2 separate regions of the Homo sapiens genome follow, and region 1 is linked to region 2. A link is a contact called in ENCODE Hi-C or POLR2A ChIA-PET data. All regions are on one chromosome and are shown on one strand. Each heading gives the region's core, a stretch centred on a gene start or an enhancer-like site at or near the end of the contact. The rest is flanking DNA. Distances are from core to core; before and after follow the strand shown. Region 1 overlaps CELF5 (CUGBP Elav-like family member 5). Region 2 holds the start of ZNF57 (zinc finger protein 57).

Region 1 (5,083 bases), core at 2,271-4,770, 380 kb before region 2:
GCGCTTGCCAGCAATGGATTTTTTTTTAAAGGGACAGGGTCTCTTTGTTACCCAGGCTGGATTGCAGTGGCACAATCATAGCTCACTGCAGCCTCTAACTCCTAGATTCAAGCAATCCCCCCACTTTGGCCTCCCGAGTAGCTGGGACCACAGGCACGCACCACCATGCCTGGCTAACTTTTAATTTTTTTGTAGAGATGGGGTCTCACTATGTTGCCCAGGCTGGTCTTGAACTCCTGGCCTCAAGCGATCCTTCTGCCTTGCCCTGCCAAAGTGCTGGGATTACAGGTGTCAGCCACTGCACCTGGCCAAAGCTTGTTTTCTTTTGTTTTGTTTGTTTGTTTGTTTGTTTTGAGATGGAGTTTTGCTTTTGTTGCCCAGGCTGGAGTGCAATGGCGTGATCTTGGCTCATCGCAACCTCTGCTTCCCAGGTTCAAGAGATTCTCCTGCCTCAGCCTCCTGAGTAGCTGGGATTACAGGCATGCGTCACCACGCCCGGCTAATTTTTGTATTTTTAGTAGAGACAGGGTTTCGCCATGTTGTCCAGGCTGGTCTCGAACTCCCAACCTCAGGCAATCTGCCCACCTCAGCCTCCCAAAGTGCTGGGATTACAGGTGTCAGCCACTGCACCCAGCCAATGCTTGTTCTTGAAATGTAAGTCTGTTCCAATGTAACTGAACAATTTTGAGCATAACCTGAATTTTGCATTTGTTCGTGCACTGCTTCATCCCCACCAAAACTGTGGGCGACCGCTGAAAAACACATCCAGCTGCACTGACCTTCAGAAGAAAATACACGCTGCATGCCACACACCCTCCCACAGCTCCCCCAGTGTGCTGTGAGCTGCACCTTCCCCATCCGGGGTCATGCTATCTGTCTGATTTCAGACAACCCTCCCTCCACCGTTTCACAGTCACATGCAACAACCCTTTCGATGCCGTTTCCACGTGCACATTCTAGGTCTTCTCCAAGGCCAAGCACGGTATTTATTGTAGTCTCATGCATTTCTAAACCACATAACATGGAGAAAACAGTGCTACCATTTCTACTACGTTCCCATCTTTCTTTTCTCTTAACGTGTCACTGATAAAGATTTTTGATTTTGTTGTTGTTTTGTTGTTTTGAGACAGGGTCTCCCTCTGTTGCCCAGGCTGCAGTGCAGTGGCATGATCTTGGCTCAGTGCAGCCTTGACCTCCTGGGCTCAAGTGACCCTCCTGCCGTGGCCTCCCAAAGTGTTGGATTACAGGCGTGAGCCACCGCACCCAGCCAGCTTTCCTCGTTTTTATTTTTTTAATTTAATTTACTTATTTATTTTTGAGATGGAGTCTCGCTCTGTTGCCCAGGCTGAAGTGCAGTGGCGCAATCTTGGCTCACTGCAACCTCCGCCTCCTGGTTCAAGAGATTCTTCTGCCTCAGCCTCCCCAATAGCTGGGATTACAGACACACGCCACCACGCTCGGCTAATTGTTGTATTTTTAGTAGAGATGGGGTTTCACCATGTTGGCCAGGCTGGTCTTGAACTCCTGAGCTCAGGCAATTCACCTGCCTTAGCCTCCCAAAATGCTAGGATTACAGGCATGAGCCACCTCGATTGGCCTACTGTTTTAAAACTTCATTTAAGTGAAGTCTTTTTTATCTGGCTTCTTTCACTCAATATTCTGCCTGTGAAGTTATTCCATGTTGTTGTGAGTATTGGCTACTTATCCTTTTTCACTGCTGTATAGTGTTCCATCGTGCAGCTCCATCCTAATTTATTTATCCATTTACCTGCTGATGAACACTTGGGTTGTTACCAGCTTGGGATTTTTTTCTTTTCTTTTCTTTTTTTTTTTTTTTTTTTGAGACGGAGTCTTGCTCTGTCGCCCAGGCTGGAGTGCAGTGGTGCGATCTCGGCTCACTGCAAGCTCCGCCTCCTGGGTTCATGCCATTCTCCTGCCTCAGCCTCCCGAGTAGCTGGGACCACAGGCGCCCGCCACCACACCCAGCTAATTTTTTCTATTTTTTAGTAGAGACAGGGTTTCCCCGTGTTAGCCAGGATGGTCTCGATCTCCTGACCTTGTGATCCGCCCGCCTCGGCCTCCCAAAGTGCTGGGATTACAGGCGTGAGCCACCGTGCCCGGCCTTTTTTTTTTTTTTTTTTTTTGAGATGGAGTCTTGCTCTCTCACCCAGGCTGGAGTCCAGTGGGGAGATAGTAGCTCACTGAAGCCTTGACCTCCTGGGCTCAGTGATCCTCCTGCTCCAGCCTCCTGAGTAGCTGGGACTACAGGTGCACACCACTACACCTGGCCAATTTTTAATTTTTTTGTAGACATGGGGTCTTGCTAAGCCAGGCTGGTCTTGGACTCCTGGGCTCAAGTGATCCTCCCACCTCGGCCCCCAAAACGCTATGTAATTACAGGCGGGATCTACCGCACATGGCAAGAACTGTATGGATTTGAACCCTGACTGTCAGACTCCAGAATCGAATCCCTCCCTCCTTCGACAGCCTTGGCTTTACTGGGGAGGCCTCATTACCTGATACCTCATCGTGCCATGCCCCAGCCTCAAAAAGGGTTTCCTTTCCAAAAAATCCAGAGAATCACTCTTGGTTCTGGAGAGGGCTGGTAGGAAGTCACTGCTATTCCTACGGGGTCGGGGCGAGCATGGTTCTCTTTTCGGAGGAGGAAACAGAGAGGGAGATTCCCAGGGGTCAGCGGCTGCACCGGGACTCAACTCTGGCCTGTCCAGCCCCCAGGCCGCACTCTCAGCCCCGCGGGTCCCAGAGGCCCGGGCCAGACACGGAGCCTGCAGGTGGACAGGGCGGGCAGAGGGCGGGGCTGGCGCCCAGGGGAGGTTGCGGCCGCCTCACCTTCTCGCTGCTGCTGCTGCAGGAGGGGCGGCGGCTGGGGGACGCTGTGCGCGATGGGCGTGATGGCCGCGGTGGGGTACATGGCTGCGGAGACCGGAGCGAGACACAGGGCGAGGAGGGGCGTGAGGCCACGTGGGCGGCCTGGGCCGCTGGGCGGGGAGGGGGCGGGGCCATAAGAGGGTGGGGCCAAGGCAGGAGTGGGTGTGATCATGGCCTTTGTGGGGAGGGTTTGGGGGCGGGGCCAGGCCAGAGGGCGGGGCCAAGATCACAGACGAAACGGGGAGGGGCTATTGCCTGAGGGGCGGGGCCATGGTGGAGGGCAGGGCCAATACCGAGACGGGGCGGGGAAGGGGGGGTGGGGGCGGACCCCATGGCGTGAGGGGAGGGGTATAGGGGTTGGGCCACAGTAGAGGGCGGGGCCAAGGCTACAGGACAGTCCAGAGTGGGCGGGACCATTGCTTGAGGGGTGGGGTCACAGTGGAGGGCGGGGGCAAGACTGGGATGAAGGGCATGAGTGGGGCGGGGCCGTGACTTGATGGAGGGCTATGTGGGCAGGACCATGAGTTAAGGGGCGGGGCCGCAGCAGAGGGCGGGGTCACAGCCAGGCCTTAAGAAGTAGAGCCAGAGGTAGGGGCGGGGCTTTATCAGAGAGGCGTGGTCAGAGTAAAGGCAGGAAGTGAGGGGCGGGGCTAGGAGCTGCAGGAGGGAGGGTAAGGGGCAGGGCCGAGAGCTGGGGTTGGGTCAGAGCTAGAGACGTGGTCAAGGGGAATTCCCTCTCCCCAACACAGAACATGAGAGGGTAAGGCCATGGGTAAGCGCTGTCCTTAAAGGACAAGGGAAGGTCCTGTTTGCGGGTATAGGTGGTGGTGGGGTGGGACCAGTAACAGGGCCCGGGGTTGAATACAGGACAAGGGGCTAAGGGTGGGCCCTGAGGGGCGGGGCCAGAGGTAGGAGGCGCGGCTAGGCACAGAAGAACGACACGTCCGGGGCGGGCCCTGGGGGCGGGGCCCTAGGCGGGGGCGGGGCCAGGGCCCAGCGCGGGCACGCGGGCTGCCTCCTACCTGTGTACTGCTGGACTCCGGAGAAGGCAGGATGCAGTGTCTCGGCCACAGTCGGGCTCTGAGCTGCGGGCAGACAGAGGGGCTGAGTGGGGCGGGAGCAGCAGAAGTCTTCCATCCACCCCCGATCCTTAAGAGCCGCAAGGACAGCAACAAACACCCCGCCCAGCTTCTCCTCTGTGCTAAACCCTCTGTAGGACCAGGAAGCTGAGGCCGAGGAAGGTGAAGCCACTTGCACAGGGCCACTCAGATAGCAAATGGCAGAAGCTGAACTGGAATCCGGGTTTCTCGGACTCCAGAGAGAGATCACCATCGTCCCCATCTCCCTCTCCCTATCCCGACCCGGTTGCCTCCCAAGGGGGACCCTTCACTCCTCTCTACTCCCTGGATTCACCAGGACTTCAGCCTCCACCTCAAATCACCACCTGCCCCCATCCCCTGCCCCGTCTCCCTCTCCACATGAGTTTCCTCATCAGACACCCTGTAGCTCCCCCATCTAGCTGTAGCCTTCCTGCTACCGCTAGGGAAAGGGGTAGGGGAGGGAAGAAGTTGTCCAGGCCACCAAAGCTGATGATTCTGGGGAAAAATTCAGCCAAACAATTCTGCCCGAATGGAGAGTGTGCTGGAGGGCAGGGGATAGTGGTGGTGACTGTGACTTCAAAGGGGTGGCAGGAAGGAGTTCACTTTGTGGGCAAGAAGCAGTTCTGTATCTTCACTGTGGGAGATCCACAAGTCTGCATCTGTGACAAAATGGCAATTAACCGCCCCTGCACACACACACACACACGTGCACAGAGTGCATACAAAAACTCGTGAAATCAGCTGGGTGTGGTGGCTCACACTTGTGATCCCAACACTTTGGGAGGCCGAGGAAGGAGGATCGCTTGAGCCCAGGAGTTTCGAGACCAGCTTGGGCAACATAGCAAGACCCTCATTTCTTAAAAAATAAAATAAAATCGAAAATTAGCCAAGCATAATGGCACGTGCCTGTAGTCCCAGTGACTTGGGAGGCTGAGGTGAGAGGTGAGAGGATCGCTTCAGCCCAGGAGTTCGAGAGTTCAAGGCTGCAGCGAGCTATGATCACGCCACTGCACTCCAGCCTGGGCGACAGAGTGAGACTCTGTCGCTAAATAAATAAATGGTGAAATTTGAATACCGTCTGGAGTTGAATTAAT
Region 2 (4,679 bases), core at 847-3,346:
AGCCAGACCCCGCTGCACCCTCAGCGGCCTCCAGTGCAGGCTCAACTGTGGGCTCAGCTGGAGTCACCGGTCTTGGGGCTCACCTCCCTGCTCCAGGTGCTACACTTTAAATGCCACAAAGACCCTCATCCCGTAGAGTGAGAATGCAGCAGAATCAGTGCTTTCCACCCCTTGTGTAAGTGGGGGAAGGGAGTTCCAAGGCAGTCTTTATGACTTTACATGGCCAGAAACTGCTTTTCCCAGTCAGCAAACAGATGATGGATCAGTGAAGCAATACTCCTGGTGACAAACTGGAAACTAACCAGAATGGAACACGCCTCAGTTTTACAGGTTTTTGCAGAATTTGCATTAATCTCATGTCTAGCTGAACTGAAATGGAACACGATCACACACTGTCGCAAACTCTGCACCTTGTATGGAAGAATAACTATTATTTTTTGTCTGATTGCTTTGGCATTTGAAAAACTACTATTTTTATGAACATTTTAATCCATCTCTAGCTGCTATAAGATGTGGAACTGCGCACACTTTCTCTACAATTCTGGTGGGAGACAGAATATTCCTGAGAGACTTCCTTAGGCCATGCTTAGCCTGTACCCCACGATAAACAGGTGTTATCCTGACGGACCAGAAGGCAGAAAACACACTTGAACATTTTCCTATTGTCACTAAGGAGAAGAAAAAAGCCAAACAGGAGAACAGTACAGTACATTTACTGACACCGGCTGCCCGAATAAAGCTTTCACAGCATTAGTGATACCCTGCAACAAAACCCCCAGGGCAGCTAACTCCCACCGCTGAGGTCGTCCCCCAAACTGCCTCTGACCCCCAGGCCGTCCCTTGCCATCCCCCCAAGCTGTCCCCTGTAAGGTTCTCTGAGCTGGCCGCACCATGGTCAAGCCCCCCGCCCTTGTGATAATGTACTTTGTGATATTCCCCCGCCCTTGTGAATGTACTTTGTACGATACGTCCTCCTCGCCCTTGTGAATGTACCCCGCCCTTGTGACAATACACGCTCGCGCCCTTGTGAAGGTACTTTGTAATATTCCTCCCAGCCCTTGTGACAATACATCCCCCAAGCCCTTGTGAATGTACTTTGAAACATCGTCGCCGCCCTTGAGAATGTACTTTGTAACACCCACCAACTGTCCTCAAAAAAACTGCTCCTAACTCCGATGCCTGTCCCAAACCTATAAGGACTAATGATTGCCGGGCGCGGTGGCTCACGCCTGTAATCCCAGCACTTTGGGAGGCCGAGGCGGGCGGATCACAAGGTCAAGAGATCGAGACCATTCTGGCCAACATGGTGAAACCCTGTCTCTACTAAAAACAAAAATTAGCCGGGCGTGAGGGCGGGCGCCTGTAATCTCAGCTACTCCGGAGGCTGAGGCAGGAGAATCGCTTGAACCCGGGAGGCGGAAGTTGCAGTGAGCCGAGATCACGCCACTGCACTCCAGCCTGGCGACAGAGCGGGACTCCGTCCCAAAAATAAAAAAAATAAAAAAATAAAACCAATAATAATCCCATCACCCTTTGCTGAGTCCTTTCTCAGACTCAGCCCACTTGCACCCAAGTGAGTAAACAGCCTTGTGGCTCACACTAAGCCTGCTCAGGTGACCTCTTATACGGACACGCGTAACATCCCCAACCTGCTGACCGTCCCTTGCCGTCCCCCCAAACTGGTCCCTGACCCCTGACCGCCCCTACCGTCCCCCCAAACTACCTCCAGCCCCCCTCCTGCCCAGGCCTCCCCCTAAGTTACCCCCAAGCTCCTTGCCGCCCCTTCCGTCCCCCCAAACTGCCCCCAGTCCTCCAGCCCGGCCGCTGTGATGGCGTCCCCGGGTCCCAGGTGCTAGTCCTGCGCCGCCCCGCGCGTCCCTCAGCCAATCCCGGCCGCAGACTTCGGCGGACTCTGGTTCCAGCCGGTTCCCGTCGCTCCGACCGTCCCCTGGCTCTGCTCCTGCCTCGCACTCACCATGTCTCCCCTGCTCCTGGGCTCTCCAAGGCGAGCTCTCCGTGGCCTCGCGGCCGGCGCAGCTGAAAGGTACAGGTACTCCCGGGCCGCTCGTGGTAGGCAGGGCACGCGCGGCAGGGAGGACGAAACGTCCCGCCCTCGGGGCCTCGGAGCTCAGGAAGCGGCGCCCTGATTGGACAATCTCTAAGCCCCCGCCCTTTCAACGCTCTGAGCGGACAGCGTTTTGGACACGCCCCCTTCACCCCTGGGGCCTTCGATTGGACACTACTGCAAACCTGCAATCCGCTTCCCGGTGTCCGCCCCGTGCCTTGATTGGACAGTTTTCCGGACCCGCCCCCGGAGCACCTGATTGGAAGATAACTTCCGCGCCGCCCCGCCTCCTGTCGCCCGAGTGACCGGCGCGTAGCCAACGCTAGTGGCTGACCCGCCAGCGGTGGACACTCCCGTTTGCGCGAACTCGCTCTGGCCCGGGGTGAGCCCAACCTCTCCCCGCAGCTCGGCCGCGCCTCCCGCGTCCTTCTCCCGAACGGGCACGAGAAGTCCAGACTCAGTTTCCCCACGGAGCAGCCGGAGTGCTGCGTGGAGGGGAGGGGCGAGCGAGCGGCGTGGGTCGCGTGGGGTGAGCCCTTCGTGGGGCGGGGTCCTCAGCCGTGACGTCACCGCGCTGCCCCGCGTGGGCGCGGACCCCATGGAGGCCCTGCCCCGTGCTGGAGCACGTGCTGTCAGTGTCCTGATTTTTTTTTTTTTTTTTTTTTTTTTTTTTGAGGTGGAGTCTCGCTCTGTCGCCCAGGCTGGAGTGCAGTGGCGCCATCTCGGCTCACTGCAAGCTCCGCCTCCCGGGTTCAGGCCATTCTCCTACCTCAGCCTCCCGAGTAGCTGGGACACAGGCACCCGCCACCACGCCGGCTAATTTTTTTGTATTTTTAGTAGAGACGAGGTTTCACCGTGTTAGCCAGGATGGTCTCGATCTCCTGACCTCGTGATCGGCCCGCCTCGGCCTCCCAAAGTGCTGGGATTACAGGCGTGAGCCACCGCGCACGGCCAGTGTCCTGATTTTTTTACCCAAACGTTTCCCAGCCTCCTGTCCTTCCCACAGGCCCCTGCACTTTGGCTCGCCCCCGACATCTGAGCCTGCACTAAAATAAGGACCAAACCTCGAGTCACCTGATCCCGAAAATGGGCGGACCCCAGGGAGCCCCTATCCTGTCTGGCCTCGCTGGATTTGTTTTTTTGTTGGACATTGTTTTTTGTTTTATTTATTTTTTTATTTTGAGACGGAGTCTCACACTGTCGCCCCGGCTGGAGTGCAGTGGCGTGATCTCGGCTCACTGCAACCTCCGCCTTCAGGGTTAAAGCGATTCTCCTGCCTCAGCCTCCCGAGTAGCTGAGATTACAGGCGCCTGCCACCACGTCCGGCTAATTTTTGTATTTTTAGTAGAGACGGGGGTTTCACTATGTTGGCCAAGCTGGTCTTGAACTCCTGACCTCGTGATCCGCCTGCCTCGGCCTCCCAAAGTGCTGGAATTAGAGGCGTGAGCTACCGCGCCCGGCGGACATTCTTTAGATCAAGAAATCCGGGGCCGGGCATGGTGGCCCAAGCCTGTAATCTCAGCACTTTGGGAGGCCGAGGCGGGTGGATCACGAGGTCAGGAGATCGAGACCATCCTGGCTAACACGGTGAAACCATCTCTACTAAAAATACAAAAAAATTAGCCAGGCGTGGTGGCGGGCACCTGTAGTCCCAGCTACTCGGGAGGCTGAGGCAGGGGAATGGCTGAACCCGGGAGACGGAGCTTGCAGTGAGCCGAGATGGCGCCACTGCACTCCAGCCTGGGCAACAGACGGAGACTCCGTCTCAAAAAAAAAAAAAAAAAACAAAATCCAGGCCAGGCGTGGTGGCTCACACCTATAATCCCAGCACTTTGGGAAGCTGAGGTGGGTGGATCACCTGAGGTCAGGAGTTCAAGACCAGCCTGGCCAACATGGCGAAACCCTGTCTCTACTAAAATACAAAAATTAGCTGGGCCTGGTGGCGCGTGCCTGTAATCCCAGCTACTCAGGAGGCTGAGGCAGGAGAATCGCTTGAACCTGGGAGGCGGAGGTTGCAGTGAGCTGAGATCCTGCCACTGCACTCCAGCCTGGGCAAAAGAATGAGATACTGTCTGAAAAAAAAAATTAAATTTAATTTAAAAATAAAATTAAATAAATAAATTTGGGATAAACCAGTTAACTGTCTCTCAATCTCTCTCTCTTGTTTTTTTTGTGTTTTTTTTTTTTTGAGACAACGTCTTGCTCTGTTGTCCAGGGTAGAATGCAGTGACAAGATCATAGCTCGGCCGGGTGCAGTGGCTCACGCCTGTAATCCCAGCACTTTGGGAGGCCGAGGCGGGTGGATCACGAGGTCAAGAGATCGAGACCATCCTGGCCAACATGGTGAAACCCTGTCTCTACTAAAAATACAAAAATTAGCTGGGCATGGTGGCGAGCGCCTGTAGTCCCAGCTATTCGGGAAGCTGAGGCAGGAGAATGGCTTGAACTAGGGAGGTGGAGGTTGCAGTGAGTTAAGATCGTGCCATTGCACTCCAGCCCTGGTGAAAGAGTGAGACTCCATCTCAAAAAAAAAAACCAAAAAACAAAAAACAAAAAAACCAGCTCACTGTAAACCAGAACCCGTGGACCAGTTAACTCTTTTTATTTTTTGTAG

The links. Hi-C counts contacts between places; a loop is a spot of excess contacts on that map. ChIA-PET counts read pairs that join two places held with the same protein, here RNA polymerase II (POLR2A). Pooled maps may share reads with other maps.
Region 1: a loop to region 2 is called in a pooled map, with 5 times the contacts of the local background. The contact joins the enhancer-like site here to the promoter of ZNF57 in region 2. A Hi-C loop is called at or near these places in 1 of 168 maps with a recorded cell type or tissue (naive thymus-derived CD4-positive, alpha-beta T cell) and 8 of 50 pooled maps. POLR2A ChIA-PET finds 5 or more read pairs at or near these places in 2 of 52 experiments (OCI-LY7 and WTC11).

Annotation. Positions count from the first base shown.
Region 1 is chr19:3,283,793-3,288,875 of GRCh38, reverse strand. It overlaps CELF5 (CUGBP Elav-like family member 5), which reads right to left. Exons shown (of 13, transcript NM_021938.4): 9 at 3,912-3,974; 10 at 2,851-2,934. Among named protein-coding and RNA genes, the nearest start is that of CELF5, 62 kb to the right of the region's middle. Within about 2 kb of position 3,520, at least 10 of the 41 ENCODE cell types and tissues checked have a DNase peak (open chromatin) inside an H3K27ac peak, as active enhancers do.
Region 2 is chr19:2,898,345-2,903,023 of GRCh38, reverse strand. ZNF57 (zinc finger protein 57) reads right to left here and starts at 2,096. Exons shown (of 4, transcript NM_173480.3): 1 at 1,976-2,096. The coding sequence starts at 1,978. RefSeq lists enhancers at 1,899-2,048, 1,908-2,479 and a silencer at 2,659-2,708.